5 separate regions of the Homo sapiens genome follow, and all the other regions are linked to region 5. The links are chromatin loops, found by intact Hi-C in ENCODE. Cell type or tissue: prostate gland. All regions are shown on one strand.

The links. A loop is a pair of places that touch in the nucleus more often than their neighbours do. Peaks named below come from ENCODE experiments on the same cell type or tissue, not always from the same donor. Only the 100,000 strongest peaks of a DNase experiment are listed, where the experiment ranks them.
Region 1: a loop joins it to region 5, with 2.3 times the contacts of the local background. A loop is called at or near these places in 45 of 110 quality-filtered maps.
Region 2: it touches region 5 in a loop (5-fold over the local background); 29 of 110 quality-filtered maps call a loop at or near these places.
Region 3: it touches region 5 in a loop (4-fold over the local background); 87 of 110 quality-filtered maps call a loop at or near these places.
Region 4: it touches region 5 in a loop (3-fold over the local background); 17 of 110 quality-filtered maps call a loop at or near these places.

The regions. Positions count from the first base shown.
Region 1 is chr11:112,451,778-112,456,777 of GRCh38, reverse strand. No RefSeq gene overlaps it. Among named protein-coding and RNA genes, the nearest start is that of LINC02763, 28 kb to the left of the region's middle. In prostate gland, no CTCF peak of the experiment used is centred here; a DNase peak (open chromatin) is centred at 2,367.
Region 2 is chr11:112,793,162-112,798,161 of GRCh38, reverse strand. No RefSeq gene overlaps it. Among named protein-coding and RNA genes, the nearest start is that of NCAM1, 170 kb to the left of the region's middle. RefSeq lists enhancers at 1-76, 107-156, 1-222. In prostate gland, CTCF peaks have their summits at 74 (motif pointing left) and 2,785 (motif pointing right); no DNase peak of the experiment used is centred here.
Region 3 is chr11:112,553,648-112,558,647 of GRCh38, reverse strand. LINC02764 (long intergenic non-protein coding RNA 2764) reads left to right here and starts at 2,846. Exons shown (of 4, transcript NR_104155.1): 1 at 2,846-2,971. In prostate gland, a CTCF peak has its summit at 2,737 (motif pointing right); no DNase peak of the experiment used is centred here.
Region 4 is chr11:113,112,506-113,117,505 of GRCh38, reverse strand. The region is part of intron 1 of NCAM1 (neural cell adhesion molecule 1); the gene reads right to left. Among named protein-coding and RNA genes, the nearest start is that of NCAM1-AS2, 150 kb to the right of the region's middle. In prostate gland, a CTCF peak has its summit at 2,850 (motif pointing right); a DNase peak (open chromatin) is centred at 2,855.
Region 5 is chr11:112,287,645-112,292,644 of GRCh38, reverse strand. All of the region lies in intron 1 of LINC02762 (long intergenic non-protein coding RNA 2762), which reads right to left. Among named protein-coding and RNA genes, the nearest start is that of LINC02762, 19 kb to the right of the region's middle. RefSeq lists an enhancer at 1,721-2,469 and a silencer at 2,266-2,575. In prostate gland, a CTCF peak has its summit at 2,478 (motif pointing left); a DNase peak (open chromatin) is centred at 2,424; H3K4me3 peaks cover 1,023 bases; H3K27ac peaks cover 388 bases.

The sequences.
Region 1 (5,000 bases), 160 kb before region 5:
TCTGCCTTTCTGTTTTAAATATCCTTGTACTTTTAGTGGTTAGTATATCATTCTTTATTTCTTTAAAGATCATAAGTAGACTTATTTTAAAATCATTTTCACATTGCTCTAATAGTCTCATTTTATCTAAAGTGATCTCACTGACCATGTGTTTTTGTTGTTGGCTGTGTCTCCATATCGCTCTCCCTTGTGTGTTTTAGAATTTTTGTTTGCAGGCTCATTTTCAGAGGAAGCTTTTTCTTTCTTTCCCTTGTACTCACTTGCTCACTCTTATTCTTGCTCTATAACTTCCTCCCACTCTTGAAATATTTCAGGTGCCCTCCAGCCAGACTGTAGGGCCCCTAGAACAGAATCCATCATCTATCGATCATTCTTGACCTGCCATGTTACTGGGATCACAGGTCCTGGCACTGCCCTAGTATGTGGCTTCTTTCAGAGTCTAGCTGCAAGACTGTATCTGCTTCCTTCAACTTCACTTGTCTTGCAACTCACTGTGAGGCCCTGGGGTGGTGGTCCAGCCCACAGACTGGGGAGCCATACACCTTGGTGTTAACCCTTGCTCTGTACTTACTCGCTGTCTGGTTTAAGGCAATAAACATAACAATCTTTCTTTGTCTTATCTCTAAAATGATGATAGTAATTGAATCTACCTCATAGCACTGTGAGAATTAAGAACATTAATCCAAACAAGAAGCTTAGAATACTGCATGACACATAGCAAATGCTCAATATGTATTAGATCAAATTCCAACAAGCTGGCCCTGGCAACAACTCCTTTTGGCCCCTTTCCCAGACAGGAAAACCCTACCCTAGCCCCTTCCTATAAGCAGCAAACCAAACTCTAGTCTACTCTCTTTTGTGGGAGCACTGTGTCTCCCTTTACCCGCCAAGAAATGAACTCTTGGCTGCCTAAACCTGCTACTAGTCCTGGAGCCCAGTGGACCTCCAGCAGCAGCCATGTGACTGTTTTGTGTGTGTTTCTGTACCATTTCTAGCCACAGAAGTTGTACTTTGTTTTTGAGCATGGCTACTTCTTCTACATTGTCTCTTTTCTACTTGTATCTATCACCTTAGAATGGAAAGGAGTTTGACTGTGGCTAGACTCCTGCAATGGATTTGCGGTGCCATTTTGACTCTTCTGCAGACTCTGATGTTGGCCCCACTGAGCCGTGCTGCCTGACCCAGCACAATATCACTCCCTCCGATGACATAGGAGCAGATCTTCCAGAGGAGGTGAATCAAGGTTTTTCTCCTCTAATTAGGGACTTTTTTAAGCTGACAGGTTTGACTCTGGTCGATGATAGCTGATCCAACACAAGCTCAGCTAATTAGACACATTTCATCCTGAAGAAAAAGGTTTCTGTCTCCATTCCCTGCCTTCCCACCCAACTTCTGTCAGGGTCCTATCTGAGCCCCTTCAGAGAAGTTGGAACCAGTGTGATGTAGTGTTGGGGCATCCCAAACTGACTGACCATCAGCCATCTCTGTTTCTAAAAATACAACACCCCAAGCTCTCTCCCCCTAAGTTATGAATCAGTAGGCCTGGAATGGGACCTGAATTTTTCTTTAAGTTCAAAATCTAAATGGCCCACTACATACCTATTAGAATGGCTAAAATCAGTAAGACTGACCATACCAAGTGTTGTGGGGATGTAGAGCAACTGGAACCAGCACACATTGCTGACAGGAATGTAAAAGTTAAACATACAGCTACTATATGACCTATCCATGTCACGCCCAGGTATTTACACAAGAGAAATGAAAATGAAAGCACAAAAAGTTGTACATGAATGTTCATGGCAGCTTTACTTGTAGTGGTCCAAAACTGCAAACAACCCAAATATCCAACAACAGGTGAATGATTAATCGAATAGAGACAGAGCCATACAATGGACTCGATACAACTCAGCAATAAGAACGAATGAACATGTAACAGCATGGATGAATCTCAAAATAATTATGCTGACTAAAAGAAGCCAGATTCCTCCCCACAAACAACTATATATTATAGTTTATATGAAACTCGAGAAAATGCAAACTTAACCAGTAGTGACAAAAAGCAGATCATTTGTTGCCTGGGGAGAGAGTGGGGCAGTACGGAGCAGCGGGGGGAGAGATAACAAAGGGGAACAGTGAAACTTTGGTGGGTGACAGGTGAGTTCATTATCTTGATGGTGGTGACAGTTTCCCAGGTATATATCTATGTCAAAACATATCAAATTCCACATATTTTAAATATGTGCAGTTTATTATATATCAATTTTTAAAGATCTAAATGGCCTGCCAGGGAGGCGTTGGCCTGATCTTAATGAGAAGCCACTGGACTGAAGTCATCCACCATGCATCACCTCATGCACCACCCCCATCTCCCTCCAGGTGGCACCAATCCCAGTTGTGTGCTTTAAGCTCCACCATGGTTGGCCTCAAGTGACCCTTGAATTAGCTATTTAGACAAAGATTTAAAACAAACATAGACTTAAAAATAAATTTACACTATATATATATTTTGAGATAGGATCTTGCTGTGTGCCCAGGCTGGAGCGCAGTGGAACAATCATGGTTCACTGTAGCCTTGACCTCCTGGGCTCAAGCTATCCTCCTGCCCCAGCCTCCAGAGTAGCTGGGACTACAGGCAGGTGCCACCATGCCAGGTTAGTTTTTATGTTTCTTTGGTAGAGACAGGGTCTTGCTATGTTGCCCAGGCTACTCTTGAACTCCTGGGTTCAAGTGATCTGCCCATGTAGGCCTCTCAAAGCACTGGGATTATAGGCATGAGCCGCTGCACCTGGCCTGATTTTGGCTTTCTCTTTTAACTCCTTGACATAGGTAGCTGGTAACCAAGTACTTTGGAGAAAATAATCTCTTGCACCCACAGCATTTATTAACCACCTACAGGGAGAGCACAGGGCTAGGTTTGCTGGAGTAGAGGGGCCAAGGGGAAGGAGACTAAGTAAAAGTGATAATAGCACAACTCTGCCCCCAGAGGTCATGTATCATAATGGCTAGGAGTTTGGGCTCAGCATTCCAACAGCTAAATCAGTATCTTGGTGGCAGTAAGAAAAACGGCACATTAAAGAACTGAATTTTTCACTTTTCAAATAGTTAGATTGTATCAAATGGACACACAGAAATTGGCCCCAAAACCTAAATTAGTGTGATATTCTCTAGGAGAATAAATAGAATAGTAGGCTGGGTGCAGTGGCTCACGCCCATAATCCCAACACATTGGGAGGCCAAGGCAGGAGGATTGCTTAAGCCCAGGAGTTCAAGACCAGCCTGAGCAATATAGGGAAACCTCATCTCTACTAAAAATAAAAAAAAATTAGCCACATGCCTATAGTCCCAGCTACTCTGGAGGCCGAGATGGGAGGATCACTTGAGCCTGGGAGGATGAGGCTGCGGTGAGCCATGATTGCACTCTAGCCTGGGTGACAGAGATTCTATGTCAAAAAAAAAAAAAAAGATTAAATGAAACTATAATATCATCCTGCAGACTAAAGCCCACTGCCTGGTTGGGGCTGGGGGTATGAAGAGGCCCCTTCACAGGGAGACTATAGAAGAAAGTACATGGAGGGCATTTGATGTGAGAGAGAGGAAGCTGCAGAGAGTAGGCCTGAGAGAAGCCTTGTGTATTTACACAGGAGAGACGCATGATCAGATAGATGTTCCTGAAAAATAAATGGAGAAGATGGATTGGATTGGGGTGAGACTGAATTCCAGAAGATGATTATGATGCTTTTGCAATCAGCCAAAACAGTTGATGAAGCACTGACCCTCAGGGAAGAAAAATTAATCATGTGGAAATGAAAAACAACTTAATGTGATTAGCTTTTCTGGATTCCTTTTAAGGGACAAATGGAAATTAAATTCATCAGATATTTTAGTTAAAAACAAGTAACAAATTGTATTCAATAAATACAGAGATATTTTAAGTATACTTAAAACTGAAAATATGATCAATTCAGGAAGAAGGAGCAGGAAGCGGAGGAGGAATAAGACAGAGGATAGGAAACAGATAAAAAGGAAGTAAGCTGCTAAAAGAAGATCACAAAGAGGAAAAGTCAAATCATAGAAATTGGAATTGTTCCTAGGAGTAATAAGGGAGTAAGGTATTAAAAGTTTTTAAGCAGAGAAATGACATGGGCTGTGTTTTGGTTCCATCAGTCTGTTGCTTATGCAGAAGATATATTTGAAGGAACAAGACCAGAGGTAGGGATAGCACCACGCTAGCACCACGGGCAGATAAAAGAAGATGAGAATTTGAACCAAAACATTGAGATTAAGAATGGAGAGAAGGATGTAGGCTTGAAAACTGTTCAGAAGATAAATTTGATAGGACTTGATGATATATTGAGTAAGGAATATACTAACCTGTCAATCATAGTACCTGCTATGCTAGCTTCCCCTGTGACAGATAAATGTCCAGTCTAGACCATTCAGGGGCAAACTGGAGTGGTCATATTTCATCTCACGTTAACCTCTCCTCCTGTTACAGGTGCTTGGAGTGGAATGGGAACCTGATGTAAGGGAAGCTGACAAGTACCCTGCAATGTGACCTAGATCCCAGAGACCCAAAAGATTGAACATACAGAAAACAGTCTATGAAGAGGAGGAGAAGAGGCCCAAATGAGATCAAGTTGAGGCTATGTGAAGGAGGAAGTAGGGTTGGAATCATGAGAGGCCATACCAAGCCAAAGTTATGAAGATAATCTATGATGTAGGGAAAGATACAGGATGTGGGAAAATAATAAGAAAAATAATGTCAGGGGTGAATATGGCAGAGATGTTGGAGTCACATCAATGGCCAGGAAGCTCCACAAACTGCAAGTCCTGAGGTTTCTTGAGCTGTCTTGGGTCTACTTGTACTTTTTATGAGGCCTGATTCACTGCCATTAGACCTCTGTCTTCCTTTCTGCCCAAATAGGCTCCTGTTACTTGGGCTAAATTGACCATGCCTCTGTTCCTGGGCAATCTAAAAATATAACTAGATTATGGAGGGT
Region 2 (5,000 bases), 510 kb before region 5:
AACCAGCTGCTGGGATTCTGGTACCAACACAGCCAGCACCTGACCGCCCCCTGCAGGGTTCGACGGGGAGTGACTCATCCACAGTGAAAATGGCCAAACAAAAACAATGACTAGGCAGGCAGAGCCACCCAAATGTCAGCAGAGAGAAAAACTGTCAATGAATGAGCCCCAAATGGCTCTATAACAGACATCCCAAGGTTGGGGTGCAGAACCCGGGTCACCCCACCTGGCAGGCAGTCGGTGACCACCCATTGGCGATGGGCGAGGGGACGTGGGACATCTGAGCCTCCTCAAGTCACTATTGTTGAAATTCACAATCAACATGGGTCACTGCTTTGGCAGGCGGCCCGTCCTTCTCCGCCCCCTCTTCTTGAGTTTGTAGAAAAGGCTTTTCTCTGGACTCAAAGGAGGTAGGATTCCCCCGCCTTTTTTCACTACCTGCTTCTTGCCTCGCTGAATTCTTTTTTGTACCTTCTCCCTTTGGTGAGTGGGTGCCATTTATCCAGCAAGAATGAACCAACTTATATAGTCTTTCACTCATTCCCTTGGCTTCCCTTGTTTTCTTTTGTCTGCCCTTGAGTTTCTTGGATTAGCCTGCCTCTGCTCAAGGCTGGAGCATGGTTTTCACAGGGTGCTTCCTGGGTTGACTTCAGGATTTAGGAGGTCAGGGGATGGGGTGCTTTATCTCTGCATCCTCAACTACAATATTCACCTCCACCAGAGAGCAGAGAAGTAGATGGTCCAAGCTTTGCACCAGACTAGAAAGAATACTCCCCGGGAGAGTTCCCAGCCCCCAGAGGTCAACCATTAATCACCTTCTGGAAGCCTGTTGCAGGGTTTGTGATGGAAATGACTCTGTCGTCATGGTAACTCTGCCTGGCCTGGCCAGGGGCTGCTCCAGCCTAACTGGCTCTTCTGGGTTTCAGGTTTATTTACAAGCTGTGACTCCTGCCTGGTAGGTCTTCAGAGCAGCTTCTTGCCATCTGGAACCTGAGGGAAAGGCTGGGGATGACATAGGCCTAAACCAGTCCTTGTTCAAAATGATGGTTTCAAACCTGGTTCTCCCATTCAAGAAAGATGAGACCTTTCACCGTAGTGCTAACATGTCTTGCCTGTTGACTGGACGTGTCCCAGAGGGACAGAATTGTATATCTGGACTTTGAAGTGGAAACACCTAGGGTCTGAGCAAGGGCTCTGCCTCTTACCAGTTGTCCATCTTTGGGCAAGTTACTAAAACACTGATCTTCAGATTCTCCCCCTCTAAGAGAAGTCCTCATACCAAGTTCACAGTGTAATTGTTAGAATTAAATAAGATAACTACATAATGCAGGAATGGCACACTTTTTCTGTAAAGGCCCAGGCAGTAAATATTTTAGGCTTTGCAGGCCACGCGGTCTCTGTCTCAACTACTCAACTCTGCCCTCATAGCATGAAAGCAGCCCGGATCAAGAGTAAACTAAACAGTGCAGCAGAGTTCCAGTAAAACTCAGGTGGCCCTTGCTGGGCAGTCTGGGCTGACCACGCATTCTAAGCAGGAGCTACATCTGAATGAATAATATGCATCGCTGGCCACCGCGGAGAAGAGGCACCAGTGAGGGCAGCAGTGTGGTGACACAGCCGAGGGCAGGGTGAGAAGTTCAGGCTGGCTTCAGAGCCCCAGTTCTGACAGGCTCTGCACGGCCGCTCACATCTCCGGGGAAAGCCACAGTGTGCCAACAGCCCAGCGACCTGCTATACTGAGCTGTGATTTATTAATGCTCTCACACAGGGCCTCTCTCCAAGAGGTTTGCTGGGGTTGAGGGAAGAATATGGGATCCCTAATTCATTCAGAACACTCTGATTTATACCAGCTCCTGGCAGCGGCGTTTTCCAAGACCCCTCAAGAGTGAAGGGGATTTAGAACTCTGTTTTCCATTCTGTGTTCACTGGTTCCAAACAACTAGCGGGTTAGAGATAGACCAAACTGGTTCTGCCTGAAAGACTCTCAGCCCTGCCGAGGGGTAAGCAGGTGTTACCCATCAGTCCAACTCCCTCCTAAGACAAGAGGTCAGGTCCTCGGAGCCAGCAGGCTGCGGGCTGAGTACATCTGTCAGTTCGGAGGGGTGGCTCACAGCAGGTCAGCTGGGGGGTGGCCTGTTTCAGAACTCAGGCCAGTGATCTCTTTGGGGGCTGGCAGTTGACTGGCAGCAGGTCTGCGCTGGTCAGGAGGATCATGAGGGAGGTGGGGTTTGGTGCTGGAATGGATGAGTCTGGGACTTTTCAAGTCCATGGTCACAGTGTGACCACAAGAAAGAGCTTTTCCCTCCTGGGCCTCAGTTTACCTCTCTGTAAAACAGGGTCCTCTCTTCTGTCCTCTCAGCCCTCCGTGAGTAGGTGGGTTGTGGTGAAGCCTGGCTGATGGTAACTGTGGGAACAGGTGGTGCACGACTCCAAGAGGGTTCTATTTATGCGGTTTATTCTGATGACACTGTGTTTTCTCCCGACAAGCTCGGGTGCTGAGCAGCTGTTCTTTCGCTGTCACCCCTGTGGCGTCGCTGTGAGGGGGAGTATTTCTACTTCTCACTGACAGTTTTCCTTGCCATGGAGGCTTTATTCAGCTCCTTAATACCAATGCTTTACATGTGGATGCAACTTCACAGTTTACAAAGCAATTTCAGAGACATCTTCTGATTTTATCTCCATAACAACCCATTCAGGTTGGCGTGGCCGACGGGTCTATCCTGAATTAGAGATGAGGAAACCGCCTGTCAGGTTAGGTGTTTCAACCCTGTGCTGGGTTCCCACCACCGGTAGGTGGCAGGGCTGAGACTGAGACATACACTTACCCCGCCACATTAAAACTTCTCAGGAAAACTGCTGCCTTTTAAGAAGCTTTTGTTCTGGCTGGCAATGGTGGCTCATGCCTGTAATCCCAGCAATTTGGGAGGCCAAGGTTGGGGGATCACTTGAGGTCAAGAGTTTGAGACCAGCCTGGCCAACATGGCAATATCCTGCCTCTACTAAAAATACAAAAATTAGCCAGGCGTGGTGGCAGGTGCTTGTAATCCCAGCTACTTGGGAGGCTGAGGCAGGAGAATTCTTGAGCCTGGGAGGTGTACGTTGCGGCGAGCCAAGATTGTGCCACTGCACTCTACCTGGGTGATACAGTGAGACTCCGTCTCAAAAAAAAAAAAAAAAAAAAAGAAGAAGAAAAAAAAGCATTTGTTCCAGTGTACTTTTATTACATTAATGTAATAAAAGTATCAAGGAACAGTTTGTTTTGGAGGGGCAGTGGGAAGGAATTTTTAAAAATAGTATAATGAAGAGGGCTTTTATTCTGTAAAGCTGCCTTCTGTCCTCAGTGCTGAACTTCCTGTCATCATCACCAAAATAAATTCCACTTTCAAATGTGACTTTTCCCCCAGGCCTTCCAAAAACTCAAGCCAGACAGGTTTGAGGGAGAGTGTGAGCTATTTTTACTACTGTCTGGGGTTCTCCCTATTCATTGTTGGAGGGGGAAAAAAAGACAGTTGAAAATCCCCAAGAATTTTCTCTGGCTGTGAATTTGCACCCAGCTGTCTCCACACACCCACACCCGGCAGCATGCGGCTGTTGGACACTGCTGGCCCTGAGTTCAACATCATTTTCATCTTTGACAGGCTTGCTCAGCCACCATCTCTGAATTATAGTAGTAGTCATAACCCAACAATGCTCTGGGCAGGTCCTTGGTACCCAAGGCCAAAGACTTTCCAGTCTTTGGAAACCAGTCATAACCTTCTATGGCCAGATGTGAAGGAATGGAGTCCTGACCTCACAGTCCCAGTTTCTAAAGTGATCCATTCTCTGAATTCCTACACCCAGAAATGCTCTGGCTTTGCACCCTTGGGTCCTCTGCCTTTCCAAGGTCCCACCTGACTGGTGGCCAAAATTGTGAGCCATTGATGTAAACAATAAAAATGATAGTAGAACAAACCCATTAGGCTGAGCCAAGTCACCCTGACCAGAAAAAAAAAAAGCCACATCTGAAGAAAGTGAAGACAAACAGGAAATCTTTGCAAATAGTCACTCTTATCTCCACTCACCTCATATCCCTGCCCTTCCTCACTATCCCTTTCCCCTTTCATCTTTCCTTCCTTCTTCCCCTTTCTCCTATAATACCTGTGTTTCCTCACTAAACCGATTGTCTATGCCACAATCCCTGAAAAATATTCCCATCTATAACCCGTGAGGTTTGTGTCCATTTCAACTCTAGGTTCAATTCTGTTAAAGTGAACAGTGAATTCCAAGAAACTGTCTAAATAATTTCATTGTGTTGGAAGTTTTTGTAACAAATTTGCAAGAAAAAAAATGACCGAATCTTGGATATGGATATCCTGGAGGCTACAAAAGTGTTTTTACTGTAAGGATGTTTGAAATAACATTGTGTTAAAGGGATATTGGGGTTATGTCATTGCCTCTGACCTAGAGAGTTTCACCTGCTACCTCCATCAGACTCCTTCCAAGACCTCACAGATGCCTGGATTTGGTAGCTGGCCAGGTATTCTTCATAGCTGTATGATCCCCTGGATTGAGTCATCCACCAAGTATCCTTTTGAGGACTTCCAGTGGGATTAGCATCTGGCTGGGTGCTGTGAAGAATTTCCCAAACATAAGATAGAATTGCTCTCCTCATGGTGCTTACAATCTAGATGAGGGAGGTACATCTCGTATGCAACAGCTAAATTGAATAGCAGAAGGCAGTACCTAGTTAAGTGCTAGGCTATGTGGACTACAAATGCCATCCTCATTCTGTCTGTAATGTGAGCCTATTCTAGGCACAGGGGAAGACTAAGTCTGCCTTCTGCTCCATTCCAGCCCTCCCAATGCCTCAGAGTCCTTTGTATATATTGTACGAGCTCCGCTGTAGAACTTACTACATTGTGTTGTATGTTCGTTATGTTTATTTTATTTTATTATTTTATTTTATTTTTTATTTTTTGAGATGGAGTCTCACTCTGTCACCCAGGCTGGAGTGCAATGGG
Region 3 (5,000 bases), 270 kb before region 5:
GAGCTACTGCATTTTAGAGTTGCACCACAGATAACTAATGTCTTACACAGGGTTGGTCTCCTAGTAGGTATCTGTTAAGTATTTGCCAGCCAATTGCTTTGACTGGGAAGAACAGTCTGTCACCCTAGGACATGGGAGAGCTTGGGAAAGGCTATAATTTGGACCTTTTAGGTGGCAAAGAGATATGAAATGGTGAAGGGCACAGCGTGATAGAATGGTGTATTCTTTTCCTGCAGCTGCAATAACAAATTACCACAAACTTGGGGGCTTAAAACAACATAGATTTATTCTAATTCTGGAAGCGAGAAATTGGAAATCAGTTTCACTGGCCTAAAGGCAAGGTGTCAGCAAGGCTGGTTCCTTCTGGAAACTCTAGATGAGAATCCATTTCCTTGCTTTTCAAGCTACCACAGCTGTATTTCTTGCATTTCTTGGCTCGTGGTCACTTTCTCCATCTCTCTCTGCTACTGTCTTCATAGCACCTTCTCTTTTACAAGGACACTTGTGGTGACATCTGTCCCACACAATAATCCAGAATAAAGTTCCCATCCCAAGATCTGTAATTTAATCACATCTGCAAATTCCCTTCTGCCATATGAGGTAACATTCACAGGTCCCGGAAATGAAAATATGGACATATTTGCAAGGGGCCGTTATTTAGCCTCCTACCACAAGCAGAAAAGCCTCGCTTCTTGAATCAAGACAGATTGGAATTCAAATCCTCCGATTAATCATTGTGTAATGTTGAACCAATAACATTAAACTGAGGCAAGTTTTTTAAATCTCCATAACAAAGAGAAAACTTCTTAAATGAATACTACATATAAATGCACCTGGCACTTAGTGGTTTTGTTTTTTTTTTGGTTATTCAGTTTCTAAATAAATGTTAGCTTTTCTCTGTCTTCATTGTATTGAGTAGCTAGGAAGAAAAAGATCCAGGCCAAGAAGGAAGAGGACTCAGAGGCTGTGAGACTTGTAACTAGTTTTATATGGCACTTATTGTTTACAAGGCAGTTTAATGTCTATTATGTAATTTGATTATTAATCCCATTTTACCAAATGAAGGAAACAGAGGCACAAAGGAGTTAAGTGATTTTACCAAAATCACCCTGCTAGTGTCAGAACTGAGTTTCCCGATGCTAAATCCTAAGTTTTTTCCTTTATATCAAATGTATTTGAGTAGAGTCTGCAAAAAAACGAGAACAGCCACCAAATAAAGCAAAGGAAATGAGAAAAGAAGGCCGACCAAATAGTGTATTACTATGAATCGGTGAAGGAGTAGTGCACAAAAGCTTTTAGAGGACAGAAAGGAAATGCAATTATAAGAAGATAGTGTTCCTCCGAGCAGGTCCAGGCTGGCTCTCAGGGAAGCAGGGAGAGAATGGGACTTACCTTCACCTTGATACGATCCACTCTAATTCCTTTCCTCTCACAAAGAAAGGCACAGAGAAGCAATGTGGAGAGTGCTCTCTGAACTTTGGGAATAAAAAACTTTCTGACGTGGCTAATCAGTTTGGCTTATCCAATGAGATACCATCACAGGAGTCAAAGGCGAATCTGGGGATGATTCTGGGAGGGAACAACATTGGATGGTACCGCTGCATGGCCTGTCTGGCTCCTGAGCGTGATGTGTTCTCCCTCTCATCTGCTAGATGGGGGCCAGACTCAGAAGGTAGGAGAGCTGCTCTGCTGGGGGCCGAGGTTGCAGTGAGGGGAGAAGTGTGTTACTGCCTAGGGTGAGAAATCACATCAATAATAAACACATCGCATATCCCCCTTCCAATTTGCAAAGCACTAATACCCTATATTTTTTTCACTTAGCCTCACAAAATCATGCTCATTTTACAAAAAAAAGAAAAAGGAAATGGATGAAATGAAAGAGCTACTACCATTTATTGAATGTTGAATATGTGCTAATCACTGGACAAGGAGGCTTGTGCCTTTGTGATTAGCACATACAAGGATCATATAAATGTAATCATCTCAATTCCTCTGTGAAGTACGTCTTTTTACCTCCAGAAGGACTTAAGATTCAGAGAGGGTAAGAGGCTTGCCCAAAGACCGCAGCTACCAGGTGACAGATCAGAATTCAAATGCAGGACGACGGCAAGATGCTTACTAGCAGATCATTTTAAACGAGCATGCCTGGCACGCAGTAAGCACTCCGTAAGTAGTGTCGTCTGCTACCACTGGTGTTCTTAGAAAGGCTCTGGCCCAACCCTATCCTAGAATCATCACTCCATTGCAGGCTTGACACTGGAACCAACTCTTTGCTCTGGAATTAGGTCAAATCATTGCTGGCTTCAGGCCCTTCTCCATTAAAAAACGTACCCATGGAGATAATGAATGCACTGAATTTCTACCAGTCATTACGCCTTGGTGTCAATCAGAAGGAATGTCCCATAGGAAGGCTAGGACTGGGCATTCCTCTCTACCTATCACATGATTCGATGAGCACAGGGTGCTGTGGTTTGATGTATAGAGTCTGCCTTTCTTAAAGGAGCCCTGATTGTGGCCTGGAGGGGCCTATGTGACATGATTCCCGTGAGGCCAGCCTAGCAGAGGGCAGGATGGCTATCTCTCTACTGTGGCTACAGCTGCCTTTGGAGCTTTCTCAGGAATCCCGGGTGTCCACTGATTGAACAAATGTACACAAACACAGCAGAGCCTGCTCCTGCCAGAAACAGACTCAAAGCTACAGCGACCAGTCCCAGAAAAGTTCCCCCAGGCCAGCTCAACTCCCACCAGCAGGGGTCACACCTGAGCAGCCAGAAGGGTGAGGGGCCCTGATAGTCTGGCCTACCAACCAGCAAACCTTTGTATGCTGCGGGTGAGGTCCATACTCAGTCAGCACATGGAAGGGGAACTGGAGGAGAACATTAAGCTGAGAGGAGGTCCTGGTGGGCTGGGGCCAACTCCCCAGGAGCAGAGGAAGCAGCCAGCAGCCTGGATGGGCAGAGGTGAGACCAGGGTAAGCTACACCTCAAATTGTGCCTCTGCAGGTGGCTACCAATGTCACCTTAATGAGGTGTCTCAGACAACCAGAGGCAGCTGTTCACCTGATGGCCCTTCCCGGCTAGTGGCAGGAGGCTATGTCACTTCCCCTCGAATGCCACCCCGGTCAGATGGCCAGATAGAAGCTGAAGTAGCCCTGAGTCAGTCCTGGAACCAGAGCCCCCACAGTGGGCACTGAACAAGGCCATGACCCGTCCCAGCTGAAAGGGTAGAGAGGGCCCTTTCCATAGCCATTTGGGTTCTGATTTTTTATTCTTTTCCTCTGGAAGAAGAGTCAAAGGACCTTCCTCAGCAAGGGAGGTGGTAGGAACGAGGGTGAATGTCACAGGCTGGGTTTGGATGCTTTTGTGGTATCTCAGAGTCTGAGCACGAGACATATCTGAAAAAAAAATCTTGAATAAAACATGGAAAATGAAGTCCACCTTCCAGAGTTTTTCTCATAGCTGGGAGTTGGGGCATCTGTGGCAGCTGACTTCATTTTCCCCTTAGCATCTGAGGTCCTCACAGCAGGCAGACCCAGCTAGACTTCAGATGACTCCATCCACAGGGGAACAGGATTCAAATCGCCTCCTGATAACCTCTGGGGACATTATTTTTCCCCCTTCTGGTTAATTTCTATTTCAATGTTAAGCAGAGACCCTTCTTGCCTCTCGGCTACTATCCCATTTATTAGTTTAATTTAGAAAAGGACTCTTTAAAACATTCCATTGAAATGATTATCCTGGACTGGGAAAGGAGCCCCAGCCACAGTGGGTGGTTTGTGTTGCTCGGAGGCCATGAGGCTGGCACTGGCTCCCCGGTGAGTGATGGGGACACACCCTGTGGCCCGGGGCTAGAGGACAAGGGCTAGAGCACAGTGCCCTGCACCTAGCTCCTTGATGGGTCAGAGCCCAGTTAGGCTGTGTGCAGGGGGAACAAGATGGGTGCACCCACAGATAGGGGGCTGAGGTGGGAGAGGGTAGGCATGGGGGGCTGACCCCAGGCAGGACCAAGACCTGAGCTTACAGGTACAGGGCAATCCCCAGGATGCCTTGCTGCCCTCAGTCTCCAAAGCAGGCGGAAATCCTCACCTGTGCTTAGCATTCCCCTACCTCTGTGGCAAGGAGTCCTGCTCCCTGAGGGTGACTACTTGGTCCCTGGCCCTGACTGCCCCAGGACAAAGTACAGAAAGGTCTGTTGAGAGTCAGCAGGTGAGGTTGGAAGAGGTAGGCTTTGAGGCAGACAGAATGAATCTAATTCAGACCCACCACTCACTGGCTAGGCGACCGCGGGCAAGTGAGTTAATTTCTTTATGACTGACTTTCTTCCTCTGAAAGCTGGAGATGATGATAGCTACCTCAAAGTATTTGGTAAGGAGAGTGTATGAGCGCAGGAAGAATGGCCAGTGAGGAGCCTGTCAAGTAGGTGCTCAATAAAAGTCCTTTTCCGCTTCCCTTTCCATCTGAGTAGGGCCGGGGGAGAGGGCCCAGCGCTCAGCCTGGCAGATTTGCTGCCAGCCCTATTGGTACCTGATGCTCTTTCTCTGAGTCTCCTACTTGAGGGGACATGATCCACAGGGAGACAGAGCCTCAAACCTGAGACAAGGCCAGCCTGAACAGAAGCTGGACAGATGCTAGGTATTCACTGGGCACAACCCCTGGAGGCCATGTAGGGAAGCACCCACAAGCACCCACATTTGCATGGTGTTCTATAAACCTCAAAGCATCTCGGCCTATGTTTCAGCATTTGCCTAATACCACCCTTTGAGGTAGATAGAGCAGGTATGCCCTTTATCTTTCTCATTTTACAGACGAGAAACCCAAGGTTTCAGCAGTTTCTATAACTTGCCCAAGGTCACAGAGCTAGTGAGATGCAGAGTTGGGGTTCAAACCCACTTCTTCCGGCCTCCAGTCCAGTACCCTTTCCACCATGCCCTGTTAACAAGCATCTTTCCACTGAAGCTTCTCCTGAGGCTGAGGAGGAGATAAGATTCCGTTCAAGGTTAA
Region 4 (5,000 bases), 820 kb before region 5:
GACCTTTCACAACACAAATAGTTGGTCTGAGCTGCGGGGATTAGTGGGGGACGGGAAGGTAGGAGTTTGAAGATTCAGGTTCTGTGTACCCCAGGCTGAATGCTGAGAAGAGGGGAAGGCGTTGTTCACTAACAACAGTGTAACTTACCTGAAGGCAGGACATGACATTATTAAACCATGTTTCCTAGAACACTGTCTGAAGACCCCTGCAGTGGAAAGGACACTAAATTGTGAATAACTTAGATCTGAGCACTAAATATATCTTGGGTTTTGCTTCTGATGTATTAGTTTGCTCCCTCATAACAGTTTTTGCTGGCCACTAAATGGCTTATGCAGATGAGATGAAATACCAAAAAAAGTCTGTTTAGAGAGCATTAGGAAAAAGATATTAATGCTGCCCCAATTTTGTAACATATTCTTGGCACATGAAATATTGAAGGCCAATTTGCAAAGAGAAACATGTAATTTATGTCTACTCCAGTCTTATTCAAAAGGATTTGAGGTGGAAAATATAGAATTCATTTGACTGGGAGTGCCCACTTGAGCTCACCAACTACAGAACATTTAATCTTCGATATTCATAAAGAGGCATATTTTAATAAACATTTTTCTATGAAATCTCACCTTGTTAAAAAGGTTACAGTCATAATACTAGATCTTATTCTACTCTTTGGACCCTTTCCCAAAACACAGTGGCACCTTTTCAAAAGGCCAGAAAGGACATAGAAAGAGCCTCTTGAAGAATGTCAATGTGCAATGCCAATGGGTTCCACGCAGAAACCACAAGAGGTACCACTCTCTTTGCCAGCCTTGTCTGGAGGCAGCTTTTTGGGCACCTTATTGATCAGTCTTGCTCTTTGAAATGAGCAGACTAATGTTTGACAGGACAAACCCATAGAAAAAGCCAGAAGCTCTTCTCCCTGTCGATAAATTTAAATAACTCCAAAGCTAAAATGATTCCAGTTGTTTGATGCAAATACGCATTTTATTTTGGAGTCACTTGAAAATATGTGCCAGCTGAACTAGCTTAGCTCTTGTTTAAAGTCCACCAGGTCTGTTGGGCTGTCATTTCTCTAGCGGCTTTGCAGTGTTGTGATGGTCCCTTGGAGAAAGCACTGCAGCCTCAGAGCCCTGGCACTACCAGTCCACCACCCTTCTCTTTCCCTTCTATAATGAAGGCATAACACAGCAAAATTTCAGGGCAGTTGCCTGAATGGACAAAAGATTATTTACTGAAAAATAGATAGTACTCAAGCAACAAATAGTTTTAGAGTACTTTTGAGTAACGCATTGTGCTAAGTGCTACAAATATATGAATTAGTATGAGACAGCCCTTACTGTCAAAAGCTCACCACTTAGGCGAAGGAGGTGATCAGATATCAACTACATACAAGAATACCTTTATTATTCCCATGAATTTTTGCATAATCTATTTCTGCTTTGTCACCTTAAGCCTAGATTTTTGTATTTGCCGTAAACCTGTGTCTATTTGGGAATTAGAGAAGTCAGTTTAAACTTATGAGAGAAAGAATTAAACTTTTTATTCTGTTAGTAGCCTAATTCCTCCTTAAAGGAGATCCATATTCTAAACTCTACAGTTAAAAATGGTTAAGATGGCAAGTTTTATGTCATGTGTATTTTCCCACAATTAAAAACTAAGAAAGAGACATCCCACCATTTAGCTGGGCAGAATCTGTGAGTCTAAGCTTGGCCAGATTCTCGTAACTGTTATCTGTTTTCAACAAAAACTGTTTCTCGACTAGTGCATGTAAATAAAGCCTCCTTCAGAGCATCCACAGAGTGGAAGAAGGAGATCCAAGAATACATGTGTAACAGGTATCTCATTGTTGTGGCTTCTCTGATCTTTTGTTCTCATGTCTAGAACAATCTGAAAATTCATTTTGTTGGTTGGCTAATGGTAGAATCCATTTGTCCTGACTTTCTGGTCACCGTGTCCCTTACAGAATCTAAAAGACACTGCTGGCACCCTTGCCAGTGAGGTGGAGGGTAGGGTATTTTCTTTCTTGCTATTTCATGTGGATGCTCAGAAATTATAAAAACTAAAACTGATGGCAATTTCACTTCCTTAGCACAGAATTGGGGAAAAGACAGCTCACACATTAGTAACTCTGTGCTTATGTTTTGAACCTTTACCAGGAATGTGGAGGCAATATATCTTGGTTCAACTTTTGTCTTTCCATTAGTAATATTATCATAATAAAGCTTCCTTGACACAGTACCTATTTCCAAGCTGTTTTGTACGTTTTATGATGGACATCTGGGTTAAAGTAACTTTTTTTGCACTCCTTCTGCACTTCAGCTGGTTGGTGGGGCAATGTGTAAAGTGCTAAAGTAACAGCAACTCAGGAACTCAAAAGGCACAGCCACCTTGCTCCCAGGATGCTACCAGCTGGGGGGTGCTGACTGTCCAGGGGCCTCCCCAGGTACTATTTATTAGTTATGTCTCTTGAAAAATAACCTAAGATTTATAACGGTCTTTTCTGAATTTTTGAATTTCCTACTACAAAACATTGGTGAGTTGGGTGCAATTCCCCCCAAGAATTGAGTAAGACTTCCTTTATTTTCAGTGGGGGAGAGGAGAGCTCGTCTTAATTTATATATTTCTGGTATTTGCACTTCAGATACAAAATTTTGATGCATGTCTACAATACAAGCTCCATGAGATAGGAACTGTTGATTCTCCAGCCTTGGGCAGTCACAGAATACCTGTTGTTGACTAGCTGAGTAAAAGGTTATGACTGCAAAATAGAAAGCTGCGCCACACAGGCTAGGCAGGATTTTTTGCTTCACTGCAGTGAGTGAGGTGCTCTCAGAGCACTGTGGCTCAGGCCTTCCACCAGAGGGAGCAGGGATGCCACCCCACTGCAGAGGACACTTGTGCAGAACCCTGGGAAGTGCCTGAAGAGGAAAAACAAAAATCCCCAAGCACAGCAAAAAAGAATTGGCATCAAAATGAATGTGAAGAAGAAGAAATCGTGGGGTCATTATACTCAGTGACATGGCTAGATAAAGCCAAAACAGACCTTTCTTTTCCTGCTGCTTAAATGTCCTAAGGCTTCTTAGGCAGAGAAGCCCCATGCCCTAGGAGCAACATCTTCTAGAGCTGCTTGTCTCCTGGTTACCAATGTGGAGTCAGTCCAAGCACAATGCACCTCATCTTAAAAGCAGAAAGGAGAGTGGCCACGGCCAAACCTCTCTAGAGTTCCCCTCTGCAATGCTCTGAAACAGTTCTATTTGTGTCTCTGACTCCGGGGAAAAGATCAGCTATATGGGTTGTTTGGGGCCTGGCACAAGTGGCTATGATGACTTCATTCCAAACTGGGCTGAGAGTCCACCTAAGGACAAATAATTCTCCACAAAACCACCATCAAATCACACAAGGCAAAAAGAGTTTAATATTCAAGGTCTCCACTTTCCTCTCCAGGCAAACTTAAGCCTAAAAAGGGAAACAGCTTGAAGCACTGGGCATCAGAATACATCGCTAGTTTAAAAGCAGATTGTTAGCCCTTTCCAAGTCCCTCAGCATGTCAACTGGAAGAGAAGGCTCTGCAGAGGACAGCAATGTGAAGTGAAATCCTAAAGCACCAGTCCTCTTCCTGGATCTCCATCCATTGATCGTGTCAAACACAAGGTTGATTTTAAAGCCCTGTATCATGTAAAAGGGAAGATAATCCAAGAGAATATCTATCTAAGACACATCAAGATTTTTTTTTTTTTAAAAGAACCTGTCTTAAACTAAAGAGGCAAGACTTGAGTTTCATTTAGCTAATGAAGCTTTGGAAAGTAAATTATCCTTCCAGGGATGCTGAAACAAGCAACGACAACAAAAGACACTCTCCATTTGTCTAGTGGTTCCACCCTATCAGGCTCTAGATGGAACCCACCAGTCCACAGATTGCCAATTTAGGACATTCCTGAGAGCCTATTGATGGGACAGAACTGCTGAATAGTCATAAATCAGAACATTCCAAGGAGTGAATGGGATAATACTGCAGGTTTATTTTAAGGTAAGGATCATAGCAAACAGGAAATTATATATAATTCCAGAGAGAAACAAAGTCAACAAATTCAAATGAACAATGGCAAGTTCCTATAGGGCAGGACATTGCTTATTTCTTTACATTGCCCAGTGCATCTGGCCCAGTCTATGGCGCTAGGGACTTACTGATCATCTAATTTGCAAAAAAACCTCACAACCACCCCCCAAAATAATCTATGGGTTTATCTAAAAAGAAAGCAGAGGTTTAGACCCTTTCTACTAGGTCAGAGGATAACAATTTTAGATACAGAAAAGATATGAAACACGGTAGCTAATTGGACTCATGCAGACTTTATTTTATTTAATTTTTTTGAGACGGAGTCTTGGTCTGTCCCCCAGGCTGGAATGCAGTGTGGTGCGATATCGGCTCACTGCAACCTCTGTCTCCTGGGTTCAAGCAATTCTCCTGCCTCAGTCTCCTGAGTAGCTGGGATTACAGGTGCACACCCCCATGCCTGTCTAATTTTTGTATTTTTAGTAGAGACGGGGTTTCACCATGTTGGCCAGGCTGGTCTGGAACTCCTGACCTCAAATGATCCACTTGTCTCGGCCTCCCAAAGTGCTGGGATTACGGGTGTGAGACACCACACCTGGCTGGACTCATGGAGACTTTAAAAGGCTTTCCAAAAGTTGGGGGATTCCACTTCTCCAGGCAGAAAGACCTTCATGAAACTAATATGTACTTAAAAAAAATCCACATAGAAGAGGCAGAGAATGTGTTAACAGGGTGGGGAACAGAGAAGGCTGGCCACGTTCAGCAAGACCAATGAAGACACTCTCATAATGTTTGCTGTGGAGAGATCTTTCTCTACATAATGGTGAACAATGAGCCCTGTCCAGTTTTTTCTTATTTTTCATTATAGGAAACCTTAAGTATCACAATTCTTCAAGCATGCAATGGGAATGGGAAACACGGTGGCACGGTGACTTCATGACAATG
Region 5 (5,000 bases):
AAAAGAAGACGATAGCTATGGAAGACCAGGAATAGAGATTGAGCCTAAGAGTTATGTTTCTGAAGAAGAATCTAGAACAATCAAAAGAGAAACAATAATTGAAGATATAATTAAAGAAAACTTTCCAAAAAAGTACAGAAAGGGCAAACAGAGGAATGGACTCAGTTCACCAGGTTCCAGGTAAAAGTAACCAAGAAACACTCAAATCCAGAAATATCCTGACAAGTTTTTAAATTACAAGCAAATTTTTAAGTGTTTTCTTTGTACATTCAGAAACAAAAGAAAAAGGAAGGAAGGAAGGAAGGAAGGAAGGAAGGAAGGAAGGAAGGAAAGAAGGAAGGAAGGAAGGAGGGCAAGAAGGGGAAGGGGAAGAGAAGGGAGGGAGGGAGGGATGAAAATTGTGCTGACTTTTTTGTGTCTACTACAATGGAGCAGTAGCTGACAGAGTTTTTATATGGAAAACACTTAGATGAAAATTTTACTCACAAATAAGTTTTAGTTTTTGAGGACAGACAACCAAAAGAGTTCAGAATGTCTGCCACTCACATATTCTTTAAATCACTTTAAAATATATTTCAACTGCCCAAGTGATGACTTAAAATTACTCAAGAATGGAAAAAAACAGAGCGTCAAAGGACTAGCAGTGAGTGTTGAAGCCAATTACACACAGAGAGTTGGTCTAAAACAATTGTTTAACTATGGTTACAAGACAGAATATGTGTCAAAAATACCCAAGAACCAAGAGACATACAACATCAAAAAATAATGCATGAATAATCCGATCCCAAGTCCACAAACTAATAAACTTTCAAATAGGAAAGGAGAACAGAGGGAAATAAAAGTGTACAGAATTCATCCTACACAGTTGCGAGCTTAAAAATACCATTTTATTCTTGACTTTAACAACCAGAGAAATATTGATTGGTGCTCACATCCATTTTTAGAAACTCATTACGTAGGAGAGTAGGGGCCTGTCCTTTAAAAGATAAAAACCTCACTCCTGCCTCAAGGTATTTACAGTTTGAAGATCTCTAACCAACACACAGGATAGGTTTTAATTTGTTACAAGAATAAACAAATGTCAAAGTCCTTGAAGAATTTAAGGTTTTGTGCAGAACCAGTCCTCAGATGCTGTTTCAATCTTACTGCCCACCAGCATTTTCCATTCCTTCTGGTAAAGCCTCCTAAAACCTGGTATGAAAGGACAGCAGTTCCTGGTCACTGTGGTGCCCTCTGTACCTGACGGCAGGGTCTGCTTGATGTCAGCGTGCGTTGTCACAATCCATGAACCGGATTGTCCTTGTTTAACAGCATCACTGGTGTCACTGAGAATGAGACACACAAATTCGGATTGCAGGGAAGCTCTCACGGTAACCATTACACACACAGCACTGAGACCTGAAATCAGTACACAAATACCAGATATTTTCCCTCCAGAATTTAATTTAATGCTCACAATCACCATCCAAGTAGGCAGCATTTTTCCCATTTTACAGATGAGAAAACTGAAGTTTAGAAAGGGTGTTTTCCAGAATTACAGAGCCAGTCAACAGATGGCAGAGAGGGGTCTCCAAGCCAGGAATTTCTGGCTCAAAAGTTCACTGTACCTTACCACACCATTTTCTTAATTCAAAGAAAGAAGGTACAAGGAACAGAAATGGATATAATAATTTTATAATTTATTAGAGTACTAGTAAAGATGCTGCCTCTTTTACAAAATGATAATCCAATGAACTGAACTAATCACACTGTGCTAGTACCCCATTAACCCTCTCTAAAACATTCACAAAGTGGATACAGGGCTGCTCCAGGGCCAATGAGATTTCTCTCCAAAGTAAAATTCCCCTGGAGTGCTCTGGTCTCTAAGGCTTGATTAGCAAGTACCAATTAATGCGCCTTCAGTCCTCTTTGTGTCTTGAGCACTGAGGGCTAACCCTTCCCTCGCCGACAAAGATAAGATTAAATCATTCTCACCCTAAAGAGTTCAAGTTCTAATGCACTGCTCCCTCCCAGGGCCTTGAATAGAGAATAATCTTTAGGACAAAAGAATGCATCTCTAATAGTGAAATTTTAGACGTCAGCAAAGGAGGTATTTTTCAGTCACACATAAGACACACACATTTTCCATGTCACACCTTATTGAGACAGTGGTTCCTCATCTGGTGCCGAGGACCGTGGCTCACCTCGGTGTCACCCAACTTAACGTCTTGCCCCGCCACAAATCACGGGTACAGAATAACCAGGGCGTGCCATGCCCGGGAGACTGGTCCAACCCCGGCGCCCAGGCCTGCAATCCCTGGGAGGCGTGGGCTGCCGCTGCCAGCACCCCGAGTCTGTCGCTGCGTCCCCGCGGCTCCCCCTCTCCGGGATCCGCCCGACCAGCCCAGGCGCCCGCAAGAGGGACCACGCCCGCCCGGAGCCGCCCGCGTCCCCGCCCCCCGGCACGCACCGTGTCTGCCAGAGGGCCGCTGCTGCCACCTCCCGGCCGCGTCTCCCCGAACCGCGCTCAGCCGCCACGCCCCAGAAACCCTCCCGGAGGACGCTCGGGTCCGAGTCCACTGGGCCTGGGAGGTGGTGACTGTCCTGGCAGGGGCTTCCTACGGCAAGAATCATCTTCCTTTCGGGTCACTCACGCAGCGCACCCAGACTGGAGGTGGAGATGAGCGCTTCCAGCACCGACCTCCCCCAGGGTTCCAACGGACACGTGCTCCACGCCCCTTCCCAGTCTTGGGGATCCGAAAAAGCCACACAGCCTGGCCCCAGGCACAACGTATAACAACTAGGACCCCCAAATCTGGGCAGGCCGGCTCCACTTGGGCCATCCTGGCTGCCTGAAAGAATGCGAGTTGGAGCAGAGATCTTTGAACTCAGATTCAAATGTCAGACCCACTGAATTAGAATCCCCTGGGCAGAGGCCAGGGAACTATTTTTGCAAAGTTCCCCCAGGTGATCCTAATGGTCAGGCAGGTTGGGGACCCTCCCAGTTACAAAATCTAGACGACGTTTTCAGGTTATCCACAAATGCACAGAAACACACACCCCTGGGTCTATGAAAAGGCAACAATATGAAGTTGTGCGCTTGAAATGAGAAAGATTTCATGACAGCTCATCACCTAGCCCGGGAGTTTCTAACCTTGTCTGTTTATCATGCCCTTAATGTCTCAATGCTTTTTTTCACAGTAACCCTAGGCCTAAAGAAATACCTGACTGTTCTGTGTATTAAGTAGCTAGACCCAAGTAAGAAGTATTTCTGTCCTAACAACTAGTAGCCACTAGAAAAAATATTGCATATAAACTAGAAAAAAAAACTTATCTCATTCTTAGCCACAACTTCTCACTAACGGGATGTGTGTGCTTGTTGAGCACTGCGCAACTTCTCAGACCTTGGAATTGGATTAGACGCTGCCGCCCTCATTTCCTATTCTATATTGATTTTCCCATGGTACGTGTTTTATGTCACAGCAAATGACAAAAACTGAAAATGTAGCTTCAGAAAAATATGGTTTTATCAAAAAACATGTAGGGCAGGCTAGGCGTGGTGGCTCACACCTGTAATCCCAGCACTTTGAAAGGCCAAGGCAGGTGAATCACTTGAGGTCAGGAGTTCGAGACCAGCTCAACCAACATGGTAGTAGTAGAGAAACCCCATCTCTACTAAAAATACAAAAATTAGCTGGGCGTGGTGGCATGTGCCTGTATTCTCAGCTACTCAGGAGGCTGAGGCAGGAGAATCTCTTAAACCTGGGAGGCGGAGGTTGCAGTGAGCCAAGATCACACCACTGCACTCCAGCCTGGGCAACAGAGTGAGACACCATCTCAAGGAAAAAAAAAAAAAACTGTAGGGCAATCTAATATTGAGTCTTCAAGCTATCCTGCACTACTTAGTAGTTTGCATGGAGCCCAACAAAAGTTGAGTGTTGCCTTTGGCCTTTAAAATATCTCAAAGAGCCCCTCTGAATCCACAGCAGCTCCAAGAACACCTCAGCACAGAGTTTGGGAACATGCATGGAACTCACTCCTGCTCCTCTCCTCATCCCACACTCCCCAGGGTTCACAGTGCTCCTCCTGCAAGCATCTTCTTTCTTGCCAAATGCTTTCCCACCTCAGCACTTTGTGCCCTTGCTCTTCTCTCTGCCTGGAATGCTCTTCCTCAGGTCTCCGCAGGCCCAGCTCCTTCTTGGCCTCCAGGTCTTGGTTCAAAGACCACTGTGCTCCCTAAAGCCTCTTCAGGCCTCCCACCAAATCACTTCTATCCTATGGGCCTGTTTCCTTTTCTGTATAGCTTTTATCACTATCTGAAGTTATCCTGCTTAGTTTACTTACTTATTTTCAAGCTTCCCCACCAGAATGTGAACTTGATGAGAACAGAGACTTTTGTTCATTACTGTTTCCGCAGAACCCGCAACAATGGTTAGCAATAAGTAGACAATAAACAATTGTTCAATGAATGACTGCAGCCTCTACACTCAGCTCAGGGAGATAAAAGGTAAGAAGAATGTGCTTTACACGTGCTATCCCCTTGGATCTTCACAACACTCTTTGGAAATAGATACAAATAGACATGATTAACCCCATTTAATAGATGAGAAACTCACATTGAAAGAAGTTAAGTGTTCAAAGCTGCACAGCTGAAGTGGCAGAGCTAAGATTCAAGTTCATGTCTACTTGACTGCAAAGGCTGCTTTTCATAAAATCACATTAACATCATGTTGGATACCTTCGATACACACAATACATTTTTTTTTAAGACGGAGTTTCACCCTTGTCACCCAGGCTGAAGTGCAGTGGCACAACCTCGGCTCACTGCAACCTCCACCTCCTGGGTTCAAGCGATTCTCCTGCCTCAGCCTCCCAAGTGGCTGGGACTACAGGCATGAGCCACTACATTGGCTAATTTTTGTATTTTTAGTAGATACAGGGTTTCATCATGCTGGCCAGGCTAGTCTCAAACTCCTGACCTCAGGTAATCCACTGGCCTTGGCCTCCCAAAGTGCTGGGAT